Regions from separate parts of the Homo sapiens genome. Here region 2 is linked to region 1. Evidence: chromatin loops called from intact Hi-C (ENCODE). Cell type or tissue: ovary. All regions are shown on one strand. Each heading gives the region's core, and the rest is flanking DNA. Links, peaks and the distances in the headings are about the cores only.

The links. A loop is a pair of places that touch in the nucleus more often than their neighbours do. Peaks named below come from ENCODE experiments on the same cell type or tissue, not always from the same donor. Only the 100,000 strongest peaks of a DNase experiment are listed, where the experiment ranks them.
Region 2: it touches region 1 in a loop (2.2-fold over the local background); 4 of 110 quality-filtered maps call a loop at or near these places.

The regions. Positions count from the first base shown.
Region 1 is chr5:73,686,484-73,698,085 of GRCh38, reverse strand. All of the region lies in intron 2 of ARHGEF28 (Rho guanine nucleotide exchange factor 28), which reads right to left. Among named protein-coding and RNA genes, the nearest start is that of ARHGEF28, 66 kb to the right of the region's middle. RefSeq lists an enhancer at 3,980-4,604. In ovary, for the core only: a CTCF peak has its summit at 4,349 (motif pointing right); a DNase peak (open chromatin) is centred at 4,374; H3K27ac peaks cover 2,500 bases.
Region 2 is chr5:73,743,485-73,755,086 of GRCh38, reverse strand. It overlaps ARHGEF28 (Rho guanine nucleotide exchange factor 28), which reads right to left. Exons shown (of 36, transcript NM_001177693.2): 3 at 5,103-5,250; 4 at 1,885-2,178. Among named protein-coding and RNA genes, the nearest start is that of ARHGEF28, 120 kb to the right of the region's middle. RefSeq lists silencers at 4,869-5,163, 6,269-6,563 and an enhancer at 7,337-7,918. In ovary, for the core only: no CTCF peak of the experiment used is centred there; DNase peaks (open chromatin) are centred at 6,064 and 6,346; H3K4me3 peaks cover 823 bases; H3K27ac peaks cover 2,500 bases.

The DNA.
Region 1 (11,602 bases), core at 3,178-5,677:
TTATAAATGAATACTCACTTTCAATCTAATTTTATTTTTATAATTGTATTCCTTTTCTGAAAGGGAATCCTTCCAATGGCATAATCTTCAGGCCTCACAAAACCTGCATCTGCCCCTGCCTGTATTTCACTTAGTATTTGAAACTTAAAATCTGTCATGTGAATTAATGCACATACAAATGCACATGGGGCAAGTCACTTAACATCACCATGTTCATCTCCACTGCCAAACGATGTGTGGTTCTGATGAAATGGCTAATGTGTGAAAACATGTTGTAGGGCACCATGAGATGCTCTAATCAACTAAGGTAGTAACTTCATGGTTGCTATGGTTTGAATGTCCCCTCCAGAAACTCATGTTGAAATTTAATCCGCATGTGGTTGTATTGAGAGGTAGGGCCTTTAAGAGGTGATTGGATCATGAGGGCAGAGACCTCATGAATAGGTCAATCTATTCATGATTAATGGGTTATTGTGGGAGGGGGACTGGTGGCTCTGTAAGAAGAGGGAGAGAGACCTGAGCTATCGTGTGAGCACACTCAGCCCCTCAGGTGAGATGGCCTCTGCCATCTCAGGACTCTTCAGAGAGTCCCTACTAGCAAGGCAGCTCTCACTACACGTGCCCCCTCAACTTTGGACTTCCCAGCTTCTAGTTCTATAAGATATACATTTTGTTTCTTATAAATTACCCAGTTTCAGGTATTCTATTATAAGTAATGGAAAACAGATTAACATAATGATTTTTTCAAAGATGCAAATTACAGTAACTATAAGTGCTGGGAGATACTAAGTAAAGAATGCTAAAGAAGGGGGTAAAAAGAGTTCATGTGACATCGTTCACAGATAATCTTTTCTGAGTTAGGAGATTCTTCAGGAACTTCCTGTCTGATAAAGTAAGCTTTTCATTCCCTACAGTTTTAACAAAACTTCCTGTTAAGTTCTAGTTCTCAGCCAGGAATTGTCTACCTCGAAAAGACTTCCTTAATTTTTTATTGCATAATGTTTACATATTCCATATAGTACCTTAAAAATGTTAAGTTTCAAACTCTGAGACATGTTCCCCAAACCTCCAAATTTACTGAAGATTATGATGACAGCACCTTCCTGCTGGACCATCTCTCTATCTCTTCGTGCAGCTGGAATACAAAAACTCAAATGACAGTCCCAGTCCCAAAATAGTGATGGTCACATACCTGCTGGGAAAACTCACAGTACAGAAATAAGCAAACAACAAAATTAAAGAGTGCTCCAGGAGGAGCCTCAACCGCTGTTTATTGAATGGCACTAAATTAGAACTGTGTACTAATTCAACAAATATTTATTATGTAATACATGCCAAGCACTAAACTAGTGTTGGAAAATCAGTGGACAAAAACAATTGTCCACTAGAAGATTATGCCATTGGAAGGATTTCCTTTCAGAAAAGGAATAAAATTATAAAAACAAAATTAGATTGAAAATGAATATTCGTTTATAAAGACAAATTACAAATTTTAATTGAATGTTTGAGTCTCTGTTGTATTGGTGCTTACAATAGAAGGGACACTAAACAAAACAATAACAACAATACTCTCTCAAAATAGAAAATGTCTAGAGGACTATATTAAGGATGTGACATTTGAGCTGAAATCTGGAAAATGAGTAAGAATTCAATTATACAAAGGGGAAGGAAGCAAGAGTATGCTAGGTGAAGACAACCGCACATACAAAGGTCCTGGCCAGGAAGAAGCATGGCATTCACGAAGAACTGAGAGCAGAAGGGTATGGCTGGAGCTTATGGCGTAAAGGGTTTCTGCAGTCCTACATATGTGACCCCAAATCATCTTTAATTATCAACACTTTTGTCAATGGGACCCTCCCCCTAATGACCACAGCCATTGCCTGGAATGCTCCTATAAAGGGTCAGAGAGCAAGCTTGCCTCCCCTCAATGATTCTCCAGAAACTCAATCCACAAACGTTTAGTGAAAGCCTACAGTGCGTTGGGCACTGCACTAGGTATTGCAATGTAATGAAGGGTAACAATCTGCGTTCAGGAGAGGATGCACGGCCAAATGCATAGCTATCCAAGGTCATAACCAACATACCATATTGCATCCCATTCCTACCTTAGTGGCATTCCTGGATATGGAACGAAAACAGCTTGGGTGATGTCCTAGAAATAAGAGAATGAGGAAAGTCCACTAGGGTAGAGAGGACTTGTCTGATTAGAACAGATAAATGATATGGCTGCGAGTTGCGAGATGAATGTAGGGAAATAATACTTGAAAGACATGATAAAGTCTTCACCAGTTCTGAGAAAATGGCAACTCTGAAGAGGCCAGGGGCAATAATCCAAAGGTGAATTAGAACAATGGCTGAGGAGAGAGAGAGGACAGCCATGGCCATCAGCAGGTCTTGATGACTGATCAAGACAGAGGACAAAGGTTGGAGGAATTACAAAAACTCAACTTAAAGCAGGACACCTGGGAGAGTGGTGGGATGGTAACAGAAATCAGGAAGTTGGAAAGAGGAGTTGCTTAGAGGAAAACTTGGAAAACTTTTAAAAAATATAACAGTCTGAACTTAAAGTCAAATCCTGGCTAACTGAGTGATAATAGCAAACAGGCCAGCTGGAAATGGAAGACGAGGCCTGGGCAGAGGTCAAGACGAGAGGGCCCACATGTGGGAGTCTTTCAGGAGGAGTGGTGGTCTAAATAACAAGAATAGATGAGCTCGCGAGAAAAAGAGGGGAAAGCAGAGGGCCCTGGGGAACACCCACACAACAGAGGAGAGGAAAGCACAATAGACAAAGAGATAACTTGAAAAAGAACCAGCAGAGTTCACGAACATTGAAAGTACACTTTTTAAACATAAATCAAATCATGCAACTCCCCCACCAACCTATGGGCATGACCTGGCCCCTCCCACCTCTCTGACCTGTCTCCTCTCCTCTCCCCTCCCTCACAATGCAAGGGCCATGCTGGCCTTTTGTTGTCCCTCAAATACAAAAAGTTCATTTCCACTCCAGGGCCTTCGTGCTTTCTGATCCCTCTACTAGACTGCTCTCCAGGAGATCCCAGAGAGACTAATGACACACACACACAATTCTCTGCCATGTCATAGCCTTGTATTGTCCTAACCCATACTACCATCTGAAATTCTTATTTGTTTATTCGTTTACCTACTTACTTTCTGTCTCCTACTCCCAAGTGCATTCTGCGAGAGCAGGGACGTGAGACCTTGTTTCTCACTCTCTGCTCTTACAGTGCATGGCACTAAATGGGGACTTGAGAAAATAAACACCTTAGATTAAGCAAGAGCAAACTTAGTGACCTTCATAAGATCCGTTTTGATAAAAGTAACAGCATCAAGATATGGAGAGGAAAAGAAGGCAAGAGCTAGAGACACTTATTTAAAACATGCACACCCTCCTCAGGTGTAAGCAGGAGGAACTGCTGAGAAGGTAGTATAGCTAAATCACATCTTCTATAAGGGCTGCCTTTCTGGAATATGGAAATAAAACATTTTACCTGGATCACGTTATTTCTTTTACTGAGGCTTCTCCCAGAGAAAACTCTAACCCATTTCCATCATGCCTAAAATCCTTACTTAGATGGTAAAACATTTTAAAAACTCAAACAGAACAAAAATATCGGCTACTTCAAGTTCTTTATTAAAAATACAGGCTGCACACCACCCAAATTGTGGGAGCTGTCACTGAAATACAGGAAGTGAGGCAGCATCAGACTTTAAGCACACTTGGCACTTACTTACCCACGGACCTGAAACTCACACCCACTAAGAAATTTCTTCAAAGCTGGGTGCTAGGCTGACTCTTCCTGTGGTCTTCTGTAGTTGTATATTCACCTTTGGGCCTTTCCCCAGAAGCTTATCATCTCAGTTGTGACAGTAGGAGGGGGCACCATAAAGTGGCATTGTATTGAGAGAAGAGGGAACTGTTTCTTTCAAAATGTGAAATGGGATGAAGCTAATGGAGGATTTGTAAAATGTTTGTAAGTCAAAGGTTTTGCTAAAGTCTGAGAAGCTTTTCCTCTCTGCTCCTGCCAGAACTACCAAGCAATCTCCTGCAGCAGCTAAGGAGCTTCAGACTTCCCAGGAACTGACATCTCGTGGCTGCTGGCCAGGCTGGGTAAAACAGTTACCATGGTCCTCTCTTTGCTCTATGGCTAGAACTGCTGCTTTGGAATTTGTTTGCCCCCTCAGAAGGAAAACAGGAGACAAGGCAAAGAGATAAAAGCAAGGCCATTCAGAGAGGATAGGAAAAGGTCAAGTTAAGTTAGTAGAAAACAAAAGCCAGCAAAGAAAACCAACTTCAGGGAGCACAGATTAACTGACAATGGCAGAAACACCCCAGCAGGTGGCAATCCTCTGAGATGCACATGCTGCTGTGTTTTAAATAAAGACACAAGTAAAGTTAATATAATTCGCTAAAAACAAATTTGCACAAAGTAAACACGTGATCTAGAAGTTGCATTCAGGCAAAAGCCCTGCCCGATTCCATTGGCTAAGCTAGACTTAGCTGTACTAACCTGTTTTGAAAGACACCCTTACCTACCACCCTCTGACACCTGAGCTAATGAAAATTTCTATTATTTTGAGCTGGGAAGAACTGAATGGAGCAAATGACCATCAATTAATAGGTCTGGCTTCTTGTGAGCAAATGAGCTTCAGAAGGTCAGGGCTTGCCTAGACATAGTTACCAGCAGCATCCTCTAGTGAGATAAAAGAAAAGAGAGACCCTTTAATTTAAGGTCCATGAAGGAGCCCCATTCATGTCAGAAAGCTCAAAGGCAGTTGCAGGACAGGAAAGGATAAAATGGTGCCTTTGAGTACTTGGTCAATGAGGAAATGGAGATGTGGCAGAGCAGTGGGGAAGGTCGTTACCAGTGAAGGTCGGAAAACCCCAGGCTTATTGTGGGATCTGCCACTAACAAATTTTCTGAGTCAAAAAAAATTATTCTTATGACTTCTAATAGAGCATTTTAAAATCCAGAGTGTCAAACCAGCTGAGTTAACTTAGTCAAGCCAGTCAATCTCCCTCTTGGAGACTAATCTCCTCATCAGCAAAGTGAGGGTGCCCAGGCAAAGGTCCCCAAGATGCCCTCATAGACTAATATTTCGAGTTGATGGGCATGAGGCCAGTCATAGGTAGCCCACTGGGGGATGGAGGGCCACCAAGAGAGAAGGGCAGTGTCTGGAGGACAGGATTTCCTTCCACAGGACCCAAAAGCCACAGGGAATCTGCAGGGATCCGGAAGAAGGCCCCTGCTGGGTGACCCCAGAACAAAGCCACCAAGTCACTTACTACCTCAATAAGAAGCTGCTTCCCTGAGCTGGGGAAGAGTCCATCCAGACAACTTGGGCCCTGTCCTCCGGCCCTCCCTGCAGAAGGCTGGGACCAAGGGGAGCATGCTCCACCAAGTATTCATGGAAGCTATACCAACATCCAGAAATTAGAAAAGGCTGAATAGGATAGAGTTTCCCCCACTACCTCTAGACATCAGATTATACCTTCAACACCCACAATGAGCCCAGCAGCAACCAACATTCTTGGGACCAAACACAGCAGGAGACAGTGACTCAGAATAAAAGAATAATATAAACATAAAATGCTAAGGGAATAGCGAAGTATCTTAGATCCAGCTGGAAACAAGCTACTGAAGCAAAAAACTCCCACTGCCCAAATGGTTATACAATTTGCAGCCTCCAGAGAAAAAAGTGATTACACTCTTCTCAGTCAGTGGCTATGATTAACATGTCTGCACAGCACCTCAGAAGGGTGGAAGGGAGCAAGAGCCCACACACACAGTCTCACACATGCACCCTCTGCAGATGTTAAAAAAAATCTCCACGGATTAGTCAAATTCTGACTAATAGATGCTCATATTAGTCAGAATTTGAGAAATGGGAGAAATAAAGGACACTTCTAACCCTTCACCAACTTAATCAACATACAAAATTTAACATCCCTCCTTTCTTTGCACAATGAAAATGAGAACATAATCCCCAGCTACATAATTATCAGTTATTAAAGCTAAAGAAATAGACATTAAATATTTCTGAAAGTTGCTGAATAAAATGTCAACTATTAGATCTCATTTGCAAAGCAATCCACTAAAATTTAAAATATGTATGCCCTTCATCCAGCAATTCTACTCCTAGGAATCTATCCCATAGAGATGAAAGTATCAACATATAAGGACATATGGACAGGATGTCTGGTGAATAATTGTTCATGATTGCCAAGAACTGAAACAAAGTGAATGGCCATCAATAGGGAATGAGCTTGACCCATACCTATTCATTAATTAGAGTGAGTTTGAGCTATGTCTGATGGCTTATAGGAGTTTATACAAAGTATCACTGAGTTGGAAAAGATACAGAAGTCCACATAATATGATCCTTCTACTAAAGCTTGTATATGTATATATGAATACAGAAGAACATGAAAATGTTTGCACTAAGTCCATGGTTCTCAATCTTTAGCACACAGCAGAATCGCTTGAAAGTTTTATTAAAACACAGATTGCTGGGCCCCATCCACAGAGTGTCTGATTCAGTAGGTCCAGCATGAGGTCTGAGAATTTGCATTTCTGGCAAGTTCCTAGGGATGCTGATGCTGCTAAGAACCCCTGCAGGAGATGACTCTAAGGGTTAGCTCAGAGTACAGGAACGGGAATTATAAAATGGGGGTGAGGGGAAATGGGGTCCTGTCCATTATAATAAAAACAGCATTCCCGTATAATTCCTTATGAAATATCATGAGTGTGTGTGTGTGTGTGTGTGTGTACACATTTGCCAAACAAATTTTAGTGTTTACCAAAATACTAATAAAGTTCTCTAAAAAGGAGAATTTCACTGGGCACAGTGGCTCATGCCAATAATCTCATCACTTTAGGAGTCCAAGGTGGGTGGATCTCTTGAGCCCAGAAGTTTGAGACCAGCCTGGGCAACATGGCAAGACCCCATCTCTACAAAAAATACAAAAATTAGCCAGGTGTGGTGGCTCATGCCTCTAGTCCCAGCTACTCTGGGAGCTGAGGCAGGAGGATTGCTTGAACCCAGGAGGTGGAGGCTGCAGTGAGCCAAGATCGCACTACACTCCCCAGCCTGGATGACACGGCGAGAATTTGTCTCAAAAAAAAAAGGTGGAACTTCAACTGATCTTCACTTTCTTTTTAATAATTTTACTTACTATTATATTCTTTATAATAAGCAAGTGTTATTTAATCATTTTAAATAAAGCCATTTTAATTGAGGAAAAATGGAAAAATCTTCGGAACCAACAATTTCTCAAGCAAGACTTTTCTGTTTTATTCACAGCACTAAACTGATATTTCAGAAAGACTAGCATTAATTATACTTTACAAACAGCTTTTGTTTTTGTTGAGATAGGGTATTGCTCTCTCACCCAGGCTGGAGTGCAGTGGTGTGATTACAGCTCACTGCAGCCTTGAACTCCTTGGCTCAAGTGATCCTCCCACCTCAGCCTCCCAAGTAGCTGGGACTATAGGCTTGAGCCACCACACGTGGCTTTTTTTTTTTTTTTTTTTTTTTTTTGTAAAGACAGAGTCTTACAATGTTGACCAGGCTGATCTAGGGAGGACTAAGCAGCCTCTCAAAGTGCTGACATTACAGGTATATGCCACCACACACAGCCAATTATACTTTATACAAAAATAAAATATAATTAATGTAAAAAAAGGAGCTCTTGGATAAATAAGTAGAATAGGTATTTGTTTTATAATTCTCCTTGATTTACAAAATGTAGAGAAAACTCAATATAAAATGTAATCAAAAAGCATTCATTAGCAAAAACACAAATTGGCTTGTAAATGCAAAATCTCTTCCTCTCTCAAAGTTTAATTAAATGCCCAGTAAGCAAAATCTCTCCTCTTAAGCTGTCCTTGCATCGTTTCCTATCTCTTTTTACACACAAACTAGGAAAAAGAAGACTAAGAGCAATAATCTAAAAATAAAATTATCTACTTTCTCACGGCAACGTGAAATCTTAAAATAATTAATTTAAAAATAAAACCAAAATAAAAATATCTTTATAATTTCCAGTACAGAACTTTTAAGCTCCCAAGTGGTGTTAACTGAAGAATTTTCAGCCAGAAAAATAAACACCTTAGGTTCCACTGATTCTAACTTACCCTTTTCCAGGCTTTTGCACTTCTCATTAGCTTCACCACCACAATTCTTTCCAGCTTAAAATACACCTCCTAATACTATTGTACCATTCAGTCTAAAAACTAAGCCTAGACTTCAAACCAGACTGCAGGCCTCTGGTGTTTTTTTTTTTTGTTTTTTCTTTTTCTCCTTGGAATAAACAGACTAGCCTTCCAGTGCTGCTCCTTCAGTTTCTTTTCAAGCACGAATGCAGGAAGCTGCTTAGAGACTAAAAATTGGATTTGCAATGCTCATATATATCCCTAGGTTCCACAAAGTGATATTATAAAGCTCTTGGCTGCCAGTCTTGCCAATTCCTGCTTCTTCTCTGATCTTAGTAGTGTTTCTCTTTTTCTGCAACTGCAACTCAGGGAACTGCCATGGATTCTTTTAAAAATTAGACTAAAGCTGACCATGGTGGCATGTGCCTGTAGTCCCAGCTACTGGGGAGGCTAAGGCAGGAGGCTTGCTAGGGCCCAGGTGGTCGAGGGTGCAGTGAGCTAAGATCATGCCAGTGCACTCCAGCCTGGGCAACAGTGAGGCCCCATCTCAAAATAAATTTAAAAAAATAAATCAAATAAAAATTTAACTGAATCTGTGGCTGAGTTCAGGAATATTACTATATCTCCAAGAAGAAAATAGAGTCTCCTTCCTAAAAATGAGCAAACAGAAATGAGCCAAAAAAATTCTACAGCACAAGAGACAGAGCCAAAGACTGCACCTCCTTCTGAAACAGATTCCTGAAAGGTACAGAAAAACAAAAATTTAATTCTTGCTTTGTGCTCATAATAAAATGTAAAAGATTATCTCTATAAAACTACGTGGGCATAAAAAGGCCAAGATTTGACAAAGCTACATAAAAACTAAAAGTGATAGAATCTAAAATTGTGCTGGCAAGCAAGGAACAAAACAACTTGATGCTACTGAAAACTTAAGTGGAAAACAAAGATAAACATTATTGGCCTGGTGTGATGGCTCACACCTGTAATCCCAGCACTTTGGGAGGCCGAGGTGGGTGGATCACAAGGTCAAGATATCGAGGCCATCCTGGCCAACATGGTGAAATGCCGTCTCTACTAAAAATACAAAAAAATTAGCTGAACGTGGTGGCATGCACCTGTAGTCCCAGCTACTCAGGAGGCTGAGGCAGGAGAATCACTTACCCAGAGGCTGAGGTTGCAGTGAGCCAAGATTGTGCCACTGTGCTCCAGCCTGGAGACAGAGTGAGACTCCATCTCAAAAAAAAGCCTTCCAGAATGCAACCCTCCTCTCTCCCCAAAAAGAAAAAAACAATCCAATCTTTGGATATTAGTTGTTCTGTCTAGAAGGGGAAAACAATAGTGGAAGAAACAATCTTTAAAAAGAAAAATAAAAAATGTTCTTTATCAATCCAAGCAAAATGCATGGGGAATTTAAGAAAATATTTACATCCATAGATTTTTCTATAGGTATAAAGATGTCTATCATCTTCAGGAAAGATTCTCTAAAGTGACCCGACAAATAGAGACAAAGAAGAATTTTAGCCATAAAAATGTTATAAGAATTCCATCAAAACAGGTTATAAGCAAAGGAATAAAAAATCACCTATAAGACCTATCTGAATGAGGTGCCCTTTTTTGAGAGGTGGGTAGAAATTGGGGAATAATTTCAATCAATTTTTTTCCTTCCTGATTATTGTTCCACTTACGTAATCTAATTGTCCTTGAGGTAAATCTTATTAATTTATATATTTTTAAAAGTCTGTTGTAATTAGATTTTCTAGTGCATTAACATACAATTATGCATAGTGTTATTTTATAATTTTAATATAGCCTCCCAATATGTAATGGATTCTTCACAAATTCCAATGGAGAGGATATCTTTATTACACACTTGCCAGAGTTATTTTGTTTTTCCAAAAGAAATAGTCAAAATAACTAAGTAGGATTACTTGAAGTACATACATAAAGTCACCAAAATTAAGAGATTGAATAAATCACTATCAAATGAGAAAACACTGTATCATCTAAATAAATGTCAAAAGGACCCTTGATAAAATTCAACAGAGATATAGATAAAACTCTGGAAAAATCTGTATCAAAATGTCAACAGAGCTTATCATTCACCATGGGATTAAACATGAGGTTTTAATTTTTTCTTTTTGCTGGGTCTCTTTCTAATATTTTACAATAAATATATATAAATAAGAAAAAATATTAAGGGCTTATGAACAAAAATTTAGTAAACTAAGAGAAACTAGAAGTGAATATTTACCAAACCTCTGAAGATAGAAGGGCAGAGAGCAGGTTCTTCCCCAAAATACAGAAACAAATTGTAGGACAGTTTTGAGTCTGCTCTGTCTGCACGACATTACCCATTTGGTAGATTTTGGTTTAAGACTCATTTTCATTATGACATATCTCTAATGACCTCTTGCTGGATGAGGCCAAGTGGCTAGATTGGCTTAATTCATTTTGCAATAATATTGACCAGAAATGTTAAATTAAATTAAAAAATGTTATATACTCTATCATATGTAGTGTCAGTTATGTTAAATATATTTCATATATTTTATCTAAGATATCATTATTTATAATATACATTTAATATTCTACTAGAAAAAATGCCAACTAGGATGTAATTTTTAATTACCTAGAATTTTATATTTATTAAAAGACCTTTTCTAAATTAATCTATACATAGATTTTATCATGTAACATGCTGTTATTTCCAAGTCTTTCTAGTTACATAGTAACTTTGCCTTATAATGCTAGATCATGGTGAAGTCATTTTGAAAGCAATTAATTTATGTAGCACCAGCAAGGTATATAAATAAACTGAAATGACAACAATATGAACCCCTGTAACCAAGGTCACACACGTGTAGGTAATGACATCTGCCAGGAAGCACAGTGAATGTAAGAGCATCTCAATTTTAGAGATGTTAAAATGAGAAGAAAAATTACACCTTAAAAATGATAAAATATATTAGTATTTTAATATAATAACATTATCCATGGGGGTGAGATTATGACTTATTTTCTTAACACTTTCCTGTACTTTTCATTTTACTCTTATCAGCATTTTTTTAATAACTAGAAACACTTGGTTTTGGCTGGGCACGGTGGCTCACGCCTGTAATCCCAGCACTGTGGGAGGCCGAGGCAGGCAGATCACGAGGTCAGGAGATCGAGACCATCCTGGCTAACACGGTGAAACCCTGTCTGTACTAAAAACATACAAAAAAAAATTTGCCGGGCGTGGTGGCGGTGTCTGTAATCCCAGCTACTCAGGAGGCTGAGGCAGAAGAATAGCGTGAACCCGGGAGACGGAGCTTGCAGTGAGCCGAGACCGCACCACTGCACTCCAGCCTGGGTGACAGAGCCAGACTCCGTCTCGAAAAAAAAAAAAAAAGAAAAGAAAAAGAAAAAAGAAAAACTTGTTTTTGTTT
Region 2 (11,602 bases), core at 5,393-7,892, 55 kb before region 1:
ATTACTATTGCAATTCCCTTGTATATAAGGGCTTAGCACATAGCAAGAGTTTAAGAAATATTTGTTGAGCCAGGTGCCTATAATCCCAGCTACTGGGGAGGCTGAGGTGGGAGGCTCGCCTGAGGCCAGGTGTTTGAGACAAGCCTGAGAAATACAGCAAGACTCTGTCTCTAAAAAAATAAATAAATAAATAAATAAAATAAAAATAAAAATAAAAATTTTAATTAGCCAGGCATGTGACATACACCTATAATCTTAGATACCCGGGAATCTGAGGCAGTAGGATCACATGAGCCCAAGAATTTGAGGTTGCAGTGAGCTATGATTGTGCCACTGCGCTCCAGCCTGGGCAACAGAGCAAGATGACCCTGTCTCATCAGCTAAAGAAGCAGGTACTACTATGACTCATTGTAGAAATTTAAAATGTGCAGCACATTTACTTTATTAAATACTTTATTAAAAATATTTTATTAATACTTCATTTTTAAAAAGTATTTGTTGAATGAATGAATGAATGGTGTATCCCAAGACCTTTCAAGTATCATCACTGCAACTCCCCCTTATATTTCATATCTCCTTGCTGAATCCTTGGGGATAATAGCAAGCAGAACAAACACCACCCACACCCTCAGGGAGCCCACGCCATACGTATCAATTAGCCACCACACAGGAGAGTACAGCACACAGGATTCAGGCATGGCTCGGTGCTGGACTAGACTTGTGACTTCCCTCATCCAAGGTCTTAAAAACAAGAGACGTCTTTAAGTACCCAGAAGAGTTTTAGTGTGACCCTGATTAAAGGAAAGAAACAGAGATCCTTTTGGATTGTGACTTATGGCTTTATAATTCTGTTTACAAAATTCACACCCCTTTACCCAGAGCAGTGCATTTAATCTCATCCATGATCGAATTTAAGCCAACCTGAAACTTACAACTAGAATTTACCAGGAAGCAGAAACTCTCAAAAATAGCATCATCTGACTACAAAGCTAAGGTCACAGGAAGGATAGCAAAAAAAAGCAATAATATATGTTGTATTTAATAAATTACAAAACAACATTTGTGTATTTCCAATAAAATTATATATAACTTGTAATCACCAATAAAAAGCAGCTATTGGCTGGACACGTGGGCTCATGCCTGTAATCCCAGCACTTTGGGAGACTGAGGCAGAAGGATCACTGAAGTCAGAAGTTCAAGTTCAGCCTGAGCAACACAGTGAGACCCCATCTCTCAAAAAAAGATTTTATTTTTTCATTTTTAAAAAGCATCTATTGATCAGTTTAGCCTCATGTCTAGTAAGGGCCTATATATAACATCTATAGCCTTGTTCACACGCAGATTCCAAATACTTGGTATTCAGAGTCCATTTGGTCTTTAGAACTCCAAAAACTAGTACAAATGTAACACAAATGCTCTCAGTGACACTGACACTTTCAAAGATGTCAATTCATTGGTTATGTTTCCCATGTGGTCACATGTCTTCCAGGTGTTTCACAGAGTTGGTGACATGATCTTTCTTGTCCAGTGAGCCTACCTATTTGGAAATGGGGCAGCAATGTCCCCTTCCCACAGCAAGAAAACTTGCCAAGGGAAGTGGAGCCACAGCCCAGAGCAGCTGACTCAAGAGCATACCATAAAGAAACAGTCTTTCCCCACTTGAGACAAGGCTCTTCCATTTATCCCACACCTCCTGGCACGGAGTCACATAAACCAGCCCAGAGATGAGTGGCTCAGGACCTCAGGGAGCCCCTCCACATCAGAGCAAGGTTCAGGTAAAAAGTGGGCAGGAAAACCTGCCGAGGGGAACACACAGTATAGCATAAGGTACATTCTGAACTTGACACACAGAGGGGATATCTGAATTTTCTGGTGATGACCCACCTTCAAGTGAAGAACTTCCCAACACAGTCCACTCTAGAGGCAATTCCAGATGGGTCAGAGCCAGCACGAGCTCCTCATCCAAGGCAGGCAGTGCTCCTGCCGTCAAGGCAAATGGGGTCAGCAGGGTCTGGTGGCTGCAGGCTGTGAGGCGATTGGCCTGCGTCACCAGCAGACGAGCCAGCCTGCAAGCCATGTTGTCCACGTAGGTCACTGAGCCAGAGCCCATGGTCACCGGAGAGTAACCTTCCGAGCAGAGGCACACAGATACCGTCACCGTCTCCTGAAGCCCATGGCCTGGACAACAAGACAGTGAACAGTTCACCCCAAGTCTGTAGGAGATGCTCTCACAGGGGTCCAATGTGCTAGCCCCACCACATAGCTTAAGCAGACAACACGCTCCAGGAGAACAAAGCAGAAAGGAAAGCCAGCCCATTACCCTTACACACTGCCAAGCATGTGGGCCAAACTAATGCTGACTCCATCTTCTTTCAGTTACTCCTGATTTTAAAACTTACCTTTACGAGCTCTGAACACTTGAGCATCTGTTCTCCTATCGTTACCAAACACTGCTATTCAGCATTCCTTTAACCTTTTACTCCTACCCTGACCCCTGAATTTGTGTTTGTTGTCTTCAAGTCCTTTGCTCTTTTCCACTCTGCCATTTCCTCCTGAGTCACATATTTTTACATATTTAAGCAATAAGTTTATAAGATAGCACCATACAATTACACAAGTTTGCCCTAATTCCATAGAGCTCCTTTGAATGTGAGTTAAGGTGGGTGAAGACTACCCAAGAGAAAACAAAAGGGAAAATATATATATACATATCTATGTGTGTGTGTGTGTTGTTGCTCACTGCCCCCTCTTCTGACAATAGTGTCTCTGTCTTGTAGGTGTTCTCAATATTTCTCCTGAGAGTGTCACCAAATCCTGCTGTTTGTCCCTCCCTTCACTCTTCCTCTTCTTTGCCCCACTCTCTTATTTTGCCAGAGCTGGGAAGCTCTTACCCAGGTACATTTTTATGCTGCCCTTGGCAGATTTTTCAGGAATTGGTGGCAGCAAATCACTATGATCATGATAATCATGACTGGACAGAGAAGAGTTATTCAGCTACCACTGGTTCATAGCACCCTGTTGCCCCCAGTCAAATGGCTAACAGGTACAATCATTCCTCCTCTGCCTTATTCACCAAAGACTTTTCCCAGAGGCTTTGCAGCTAGGGCTCCAAGGAACAAGACTATCCCAAGTTTACTGAAAGAGAACTAGTGTCACTTTGTCATCGACTCTTAAAAGTGGTCTCATGGTACGGGCACAGAATGCACCCACCTCCCACCAGACTACACATACCCAGGAAATATTAAATAAATCTGTCTTACAGATTTTGAAAGGTTGTCCTGGTAAAAGCTGTCACCAGGGAAATTCAAGGTTCAGAAATAGAAACTGTCACCTGCCTCTAGATTCTGTTAAAATGAAGATAAGAAACCTCACTTTTAAGTAGACCACAATATAAACAAAAGATTATATTACCTTCCTCCTAAGGAAGGAGGAGGAGAGTCGCCACCACATGCAAGTAAAGAAAAAGATAAAAAGTTTTGAAAATAGGAGTGGCACTTTAGTTATTATTTTTTATCCTTTCTCTATAAGGGCTTGATAAAGGAGAAAACCAAGAAAAGGGAGCAAAACGAAAGGTAGGGAAAACATTAGCCAGAGCAAAAGGGCAGAGGGAAAGCAACCAACAGCTGAAGTAACTATGTGCCGTTAATTAGATTTGTTTTGGTTTTTGTTTTCGTTTTGAGACAGAGTCTCGCTCTGTCTCCCAGGCTGGAGTGCAGTGACATGATCTCAGCTCACTGCAACCTCTGTCTCCCAGGTTCAAGTGATTCTCCAGCCTCAGCTTCCCAAGTAGCTGGGACTAAAGGCACCGGCCACCATGCCCAGCTAATTTTTATATTTGTAATAGAGATGGGGTTTCCCCACGTTGGCCAGGCTGGTCTCAAACTCCCGACCTCAGGTGATCCTCCTACCTCGGCCTCCCGTAGTGCTGGGATTACAGGCATGAGCCACCATGACTGGCCCATTAATTCGGTTTGACTGTCTTTTCTTTCTTTTAACGATGCAGATTACTGGACTAAAGACAGAAGTGCTTAAAATTGCCGATGGTCTCAGAAATTGGACAACAGATTAATTCAGTGACCAAGACCAGGTAGAGCTAAGAGGTATCTGCACTTCTCTACAATTCTCACTGTGTCTGTGTTGTTTGCATGTTCACTGGCTACCTTCTTTCCACGTGTAGCAGATATGTTACAGAAGCAGGTAGGGACAAGCTCCTTTAAAAATGATCTCAATCTTAACTCTAATAAAAATTAAAGAGTCTCTTTATGATACAAATTAAAAGGGCCTGAAAGACCCACAGTTAAGAAAAACCAACCAATCAATAAAAAAGAATTCTAAAATGCCCTCCCTGTCCTGTAGGTAATGACATTTTAATTCCACCATTAGGTTAAAGCCTGATGACTCTTAAATGCACAACCCACATACCAATAAAAATATAAAACAACTATATTGAGAAGGGCTATTAGCTCGTCACAATATGTGAACAGGATATATTAATTTGTCATCTATCAAGAAGACAACAGGGGAAATTACAGGTTTCCAAATGTAAGCATTTTGATGATGGGGAGAGAAAGTTCTGGAGCTGGAGATCCCCCAAGGAAGATTCTGGATGGACAGGGCATCAAGGAAAGAACCCCAGTGACCAAACGGAGCAAGCAGAGGAGAGGCAGACCCATGGCTGCCAGGCTGCTTACAGAAGAATGAGGAAGAGAGAAGACAAACTTTGTCAATGTCAGTTCTGCCTGAGCCAACCCTGGCAATGAGTCTGAGGTTATAGGAGGTGATTAGGAGGTGATACTCAATAGACAGTGTTTCCTCCAGTTGACTGCATGCAAAGCACACCCAACCATAAAAGTTGGGTGCAGTCAATAGGATGGGTCTGCCTGGTCTAAGTTAAGACTCCTAATTAAGCAGCAGATACAACTGGAAGAATCTCAGATGTGAGTGTTCTTCCTAATATACACATACACACACAGGCACGCACACACTCCTGACCTTGCAGCACTGTTTTCTTTTTCTTCCTGGCTCTCTTCCTGGCCTACAGCCCTGGAGGGAAGTTATTTGCAGACTAATTTCCCAGCTGCACAACAAAGAGGACACCTCACCTGGGACGCTGGACTGGAGAACGTTATCCTCGATGCGCTCTGCAATCATGACATGTCGCTGATGAGATCCGTCATAAGTAAAGTAAAACTCAGCATCTTCAGGAAGATACACATTTTTGTCAAACTTCGCATAGATCATCATCTGCCCCTGAAAAAGGAATAAGTCGGGGCATTGTCAGACTTCCTTGTCCTGGCTCTAAGAAAGCACAATACAAAGGACCTGGGTCCATAACAGTGTCATTTGTTATGTTCACTTCATGTGGTTGAGTTCAAATAGCATGAGTGCTTCCTTCCAACAACAACACATTTGACATTAGGGAAGATGCTTCCTGATGTATTTAGGTATGGGTATCAGAGCTGGTTTGTTCTGTTTTTAAAGTTAAAGAACTTCAGGGCACAGGAAAGAATTTTTTCTTTCTTTAAAATGTACTAGATGTAGGAGTGTGGTACTTCGTTGCCGTTTGCTTTTCAAAAATTATTTTTAGAGACAGGGTCTCACTATGTTGCCCAGGCTGGTCTTAAACTCCTCTGCGCAAGCAATCCTCCCACTTCAGCCTCCCTGGTAGCTGGGGCTACAAGGATGTGCCACCACACCCAGCAGTCTTCTACTCTGAATTTCTACCAGCTGAACATCATGGCTTGAGTTAATTTTTATCCTGTATCCAAAATTCCATTATTAGTACAAAAGTTCATGATAATTATTCTTAGCTCTGGCCTCACCCTGTGCTAGACCATAGTCAGCTGTAAGAATCTTAAATATTTACAAACATTGCCAAATAAATAGGACTACTCCCTCCCCCTTGCTATGCTATTTCCATTTGCTATTTCTCTTCTCTGAGGGGTTTCCAAGTGCTCTTTCCTCACACTTTCTCTTAAGAGCTTCTGGTTGGCACAAAGCCCTGCAAAGTGCCTTGGTCCCAAGGAGAGGAGCTGCCACCTCAGGTCACCGAGGCATCCTCTGAGGACTAATGTCAAAGGAAGTGGGGCAGCAGGCTGGGGCTCTCGGGTATTTCATCATCCTGAGGCTTTGCGGAGGGGCTACAGCAGCCGTGTTGCACCCAGGGGAACAGCAGCTATGGTAGGGACTGCCAGGTCATCTCCAGACCCCAGAGGCTTTGAAGGATTTGTGCTACTCCCTACCGAAAACACAAAAAGCAATACAAAGTGGGGCCTCCAGAGAGAGAGCGCATTCTGCCCAGCCTGTGGGAGTGGCGGGGAAATGGAAACCTGGAGGTGGAAAGGGTCGCCCACTTTGGAGGGCTTCCAGAGCTCGGCCCTGCGTGGAGAAGCATCTGGGCTTTTGTGTGCTTGTCCAACAAAAACAAACCTGCTCGCCAAGATATCCTTACCCTATGATAGAGGAGAAAGTGAACAGATAAAAGCCTACACAGACTCCTTAACATCAATTTGCCTCTGACAAATATTAGCAAGATATTTCACAGGACACTAAGAGTTAAGCCAATCAGGATCAAAAACAAAATCGGTGTAGGGTTTTCTAGTAGTCACATGGTTATTTAATCTCAGTTTTTTACAATAAACAAACAACTATGCTTTTCTAGTGGTTTAAAATGTATCACACACACAGTTATCGGAAATTATGAAATGGTATAAATACAAAGTATAGAGTTCTGAAAAAAAATCACTGGTTGGCAGTTTTGAATTGCCCTTTTTCTGCATATGAGCATGCGTGTGTATGTGCACACATAAACGTAATCAATAGAAAAGCAACACGCCAAGAAAAATCTACCATACAATAGCTTCCAAAAAAGTTCAGGAAGGAGATCTGAAAAGCAAAAAACAACAAATGTCTAACATGACTGAGAGAGGAAACTTAGACAAAATTCCATTTCCTAAAAAAGGAAGAACAGCTTGCTTTAGTCATGTTCCTGGTTTCTAAAGAGACTGTTAACTATCCACAGGCAGAATCTGACCTGACCTGTTCGTGATTTTTTTTAAATAAAAAAACAAATTATATAAACAGATCAAAAATTTTCACAGATCACAAGGATATCTAATCTGCATCTATTCAAAACAACGATCATATTACTATTTTATTCGGTTGGGTGGACAAGGACTACAGCTTATGAGAGTTTAATTGCAACCCTTTCCAACACAATACAACCCTGAACATTACAGTCTTGTAATTCATCACGCCTGCCTTCCAAGAACCATGCCATGCTTTACACTAGTGAAAGGATAACCAACAGTCATGTGAGTAATAAGACATGCCCATTAAGGAGATTAAAGAGAGATGCCCAGAAGTCCTAACACTCAGAAGATATTCAGCAATAAAAAAAGTCTCTTATATGGTAACCAGAAAAACATCAGAAAGACCCAGTTAAAGATGCTATGGAAGAAGAAGGGGGTGATACAGAAACCAACAGAGAGACCCACTTAGACAGAAATGGATGGGCAGGAGAGGAAGACAAGGAAAGAAAATATGAAGATGAAATAACACGGACATTTTCATTCAGAAAAGGCAGATAAAGCTCAAAGGAGACGGATTTAGATAAAGCTACTTAGGAGATCAGCAGGAAGAACGGCCTTCTGAAAGAATATGCAAGTACAGCTTAAATAGCCAACCACAGGTGGCAGTTTTTTGGGTAAGAGTGGGATCTTTCTAACCACTGAGTCCACTGAAAATCTGCTACTTTTCTAAAAAGGCCACCGATTTCATATATGGCAAAGACAAAATTCCAATGTACAGAATTCCAAAGTATCTCTTTCAGTTCCCCATCTGGATCCAATTACATTCTTTGTTTCAGGCAATTGAAAACTAGAAACTTTCCTAGATAAATTTGTTGGCATAAATATCAGAATCACTCTGCTTCTACATAGAAACAATAGAGATGTGTTCTCACCTTTCTATAAACTCACTATATCCAAAATAAAAAACACTCAAATATGCCACTGAAATTTCTGGAAAAAATAAGAAGCATGCTAGGCAAAATTATCTCCCCAAATTAATCAACAAGTTTAGTGTATTCCAGTCAAAACCCATTTTTCAAATGAAACTCAACAAGCTTATTCTAAAGTTCATCTGGAGGAGTAAATACACTAGAATCGAAATGATATTTTTGAGAGAGAATGTTTGGGCTGTCAAAGCTTGCTCTACCACAAAGCAAAACATACAATAAAACCAGGGTCATTTAAACAGAGTAATGGTAGCATAGAGACAGACAAGTTCAAAGTCCGAGGCAGACACATGGACCCATGGAAATTATGTTATAATAGGTGGCATTTCAAATCAGCAGGGAAAGAATGGACAATTCAATAAACAGTTTTAGAACAATAGCTATCCATTAGGAGCAAAAACATGCCTTCTACCAAATGATTAAATTTCTAATTAATTCAATATCTAACATAAAAATCCATAAAAGCATAAAATTAGAAGACTGTTTAAAAGTTTTCATTATTGAATAAATAATAGCAATTAAAGGTATTTAGATTTCATCTGCATTGACATGATCCTAAACTATCAACCTTTTTTCATTTTTCCTATTCTCTTCCAGTCTTTATTCATATGCACAGGTAATTATTACACAGCTATACTCATGGCATAATACATTAATACATACTGTGTGGTTTCTTCTCTTCTATCAAAAGTATTTTTCTACATTGTTACAATCTTTGGCACCCTTTTTAATTGCATTCCACCAAGTGTTTGATGTTCCACAATTGCATGATTACTTAAATATTCATCTACTGTTCGTTAAGTGTACTTCTGACTTTTTAACATTTTAAACAACTCTTTATAAACATTTTAAGTAATTTTTATCCTTTGAGATGTTATTTTAGAATAAAATTCTAGAAATGCTTCCAAAAATATGAACAAGTTGTCACAAATTGCCAAACTTCTTTCCAAAAATTTTGTATCAACTTTTATCACATGTGCTGGTTAAGAGTATCATTTTCACCCCAACCTTGCCAAAACTATCTTTGGAAGTATTTCCTGTGTTAACAGATCATAAACAGTTCCTCGCTGATTTAATTCACCTTTTTCCATTGCCACTGAAATTTATTGCTCACTTTCATAAAAGTCTATTGCAAAATAATGTAAACATTGCTGGTGGCCAAACCAAATCTCAATTTGAATAAATTTAGTCTTCCCTCTTCTGTTTCACATATGAATTCACCTACAAACTTTGCCTTTGGCAGGTCAAAATTTTTAGTTTCCCAAGTGAACCAGTTGGAATCAGTGTCAGAATCATTCCCTTTCCCTGTCAAATAGTGAAGGTATATCACCTCTTACCCAATCATGCCCAAATAAAAAATACTCATCAGTACTCCCATAAAATCTTGGAAGGCCAAGTCACATGGAAAACAGGAATCACAAATGTAGAGCAGAAAAGCTGAACTGACTAGAATCATACTAAACATAGTTCAATATAAATACACACAAAGAATCAGGTAAATTAAACTAACATTTTTTACCATCAAACATCCTCTAGAGAAATTCTACTCATAAAACTCAATAATTTTCAAAGACCAATCCTTCTGCTGAAATGCTGTGACATCTATGGATTTCTTCCCAGAGAACCAAAAAGGTAACAAATGTTTTTGCCACCTTAAACTATCTCATCCAACTTTCCTATTCCTTTCCAGATGGTATTTAAAGTGGAAATGGTTGTCAACACCAGTTTGCATGTTCTAAAGATTTTTTCATTAATCTATGTCTCTAATACCTTGAGTAATTGAGTGGCTGTATTAGCCTAATCACTGGGTATTCCTGTACTCATGTTTTCTCTCCCTTCCTCCCTTTCTTCCCTCCCATTATAAACAATGCATCTGTATATAATTACACTTCGTTAATAACAATGCTATTTGCTGAACAACACCTTAACTCTCTGGTTTCTTAAATATATGGCATGACTGGGCAATGAACAAATACTGTATTTTCAAATTATGACAATTAGAAAAAAGGATACATCTTTTTATAGTGGGGTTTCTTAACCAAGGGAAGAATCTGAATATGGATTTCAGACAGTTTGAGGACCTCTGAAAATTATTAGCAAAACATAATAATGTTTTTTGTGTGTATATATGTCCATTTTCTGAGGAAAGGTTTTTTATGGCTTTCATCATAGTCTCAAAGGCATCTAAAGATTCAAAAAAAGTTTATGAACTCTAGCTTTTATAGTAACAGGCAAAAATGGGAAGTTAATAAATACTTTTCAATGGTAATTGTCACCTTTTTATTTGACAGGAAGACATAAACTATCTTCCAATGGATTCTAGTATTATACACAGCCTTTATATGGGATGATTTAGGGAAAGAAGCATAATAAAGGTAAATATAAGTTGACTGTTAAATATTATAATCAATGTTTACTAATACATGCCATGAAAACTATTATGCTAAAATACAGTGCTAAGTGAACTATCAAATTTGATTTGTATTCAATATTTGAAACTTGTCTTCTTTACAATAAGAAAAAAAAATCTATACAGAGCCTTTCCTGTAGAACAAGTGTACTGAACTTTGTAAGATCCTTGAAAAGTTAAAAGAAAAAAAAAGCATGCATGGTTATTATCCCATTTTATAGGTAAGTAAATACAACTATAGGTACTACTGCTAACTAGCTCAGGATCCCAGAGCCAGATGTGTAATATTAGGTTTCTTGATTTCTGCCCCAACCCCCAAGTTAGGTTATCCTCTTCACAATTTCTCAAGTACAATAGCATATGTGGTACCAAAGGAAGCACCGTGGGCACAAAGTATTTTATTCAAATTACTGTGTTTAGCTGAAGTACTTCGTTAAAAGGAAGTGTGGAGATGCAAATATTATTTCTTATATGTGTGTGCACATGTATACAAATACAGATATTGACATATCTAACTACTTATACATATTATCTATGTGTACAGCACACCACAATTTATACAGTGCTTTCTTGTGTGTTTTCTTGTCTTATTCCCACAATAATACCTGGGAGGTATTATTATGAACCTTGTTTATTAAAGAGAACACTGAAAATATTGGATCTAGTGAGGAGCAGAGCCAGAAATAAATCTACATCTTTCTGTGCCAGGCTCAGTACATTTTCTCCCCACCATGTTAGTGAACAAACAGCAAATGCACGAATATTTAGTGACTTATCTACAGCTTTTCATTTAACTCAATCTTTCCTTTATGTTCTTAATGTAGTTCCCATCCTGAAATCTACAGATAGATACGGTGAGGGGAAATGTACCCTAATCCTCCGGAAAATGTATGCAACAGTTTGGGGCATTTATTTGGGGAGTCTGTCTATCAGTTACAGATTCTGAGAAGAGTACACAAAGAACATGTGAATCAAAAAACTGAAGAACCCCTGATCTGATTTGAAGCATGTTTAAAAGCGTCTGACTTTTATATAATTTGAAATATCAAGATTATTCAAATGTATTGTCCCATTCACGTAAATACAAATTGGTTAAATCCAGGGGGAAATATCAGAATGCCAATTTTTTAAAAGAAGGTTAACTAAAATAACTTAAAAGACTTATAACACATTTT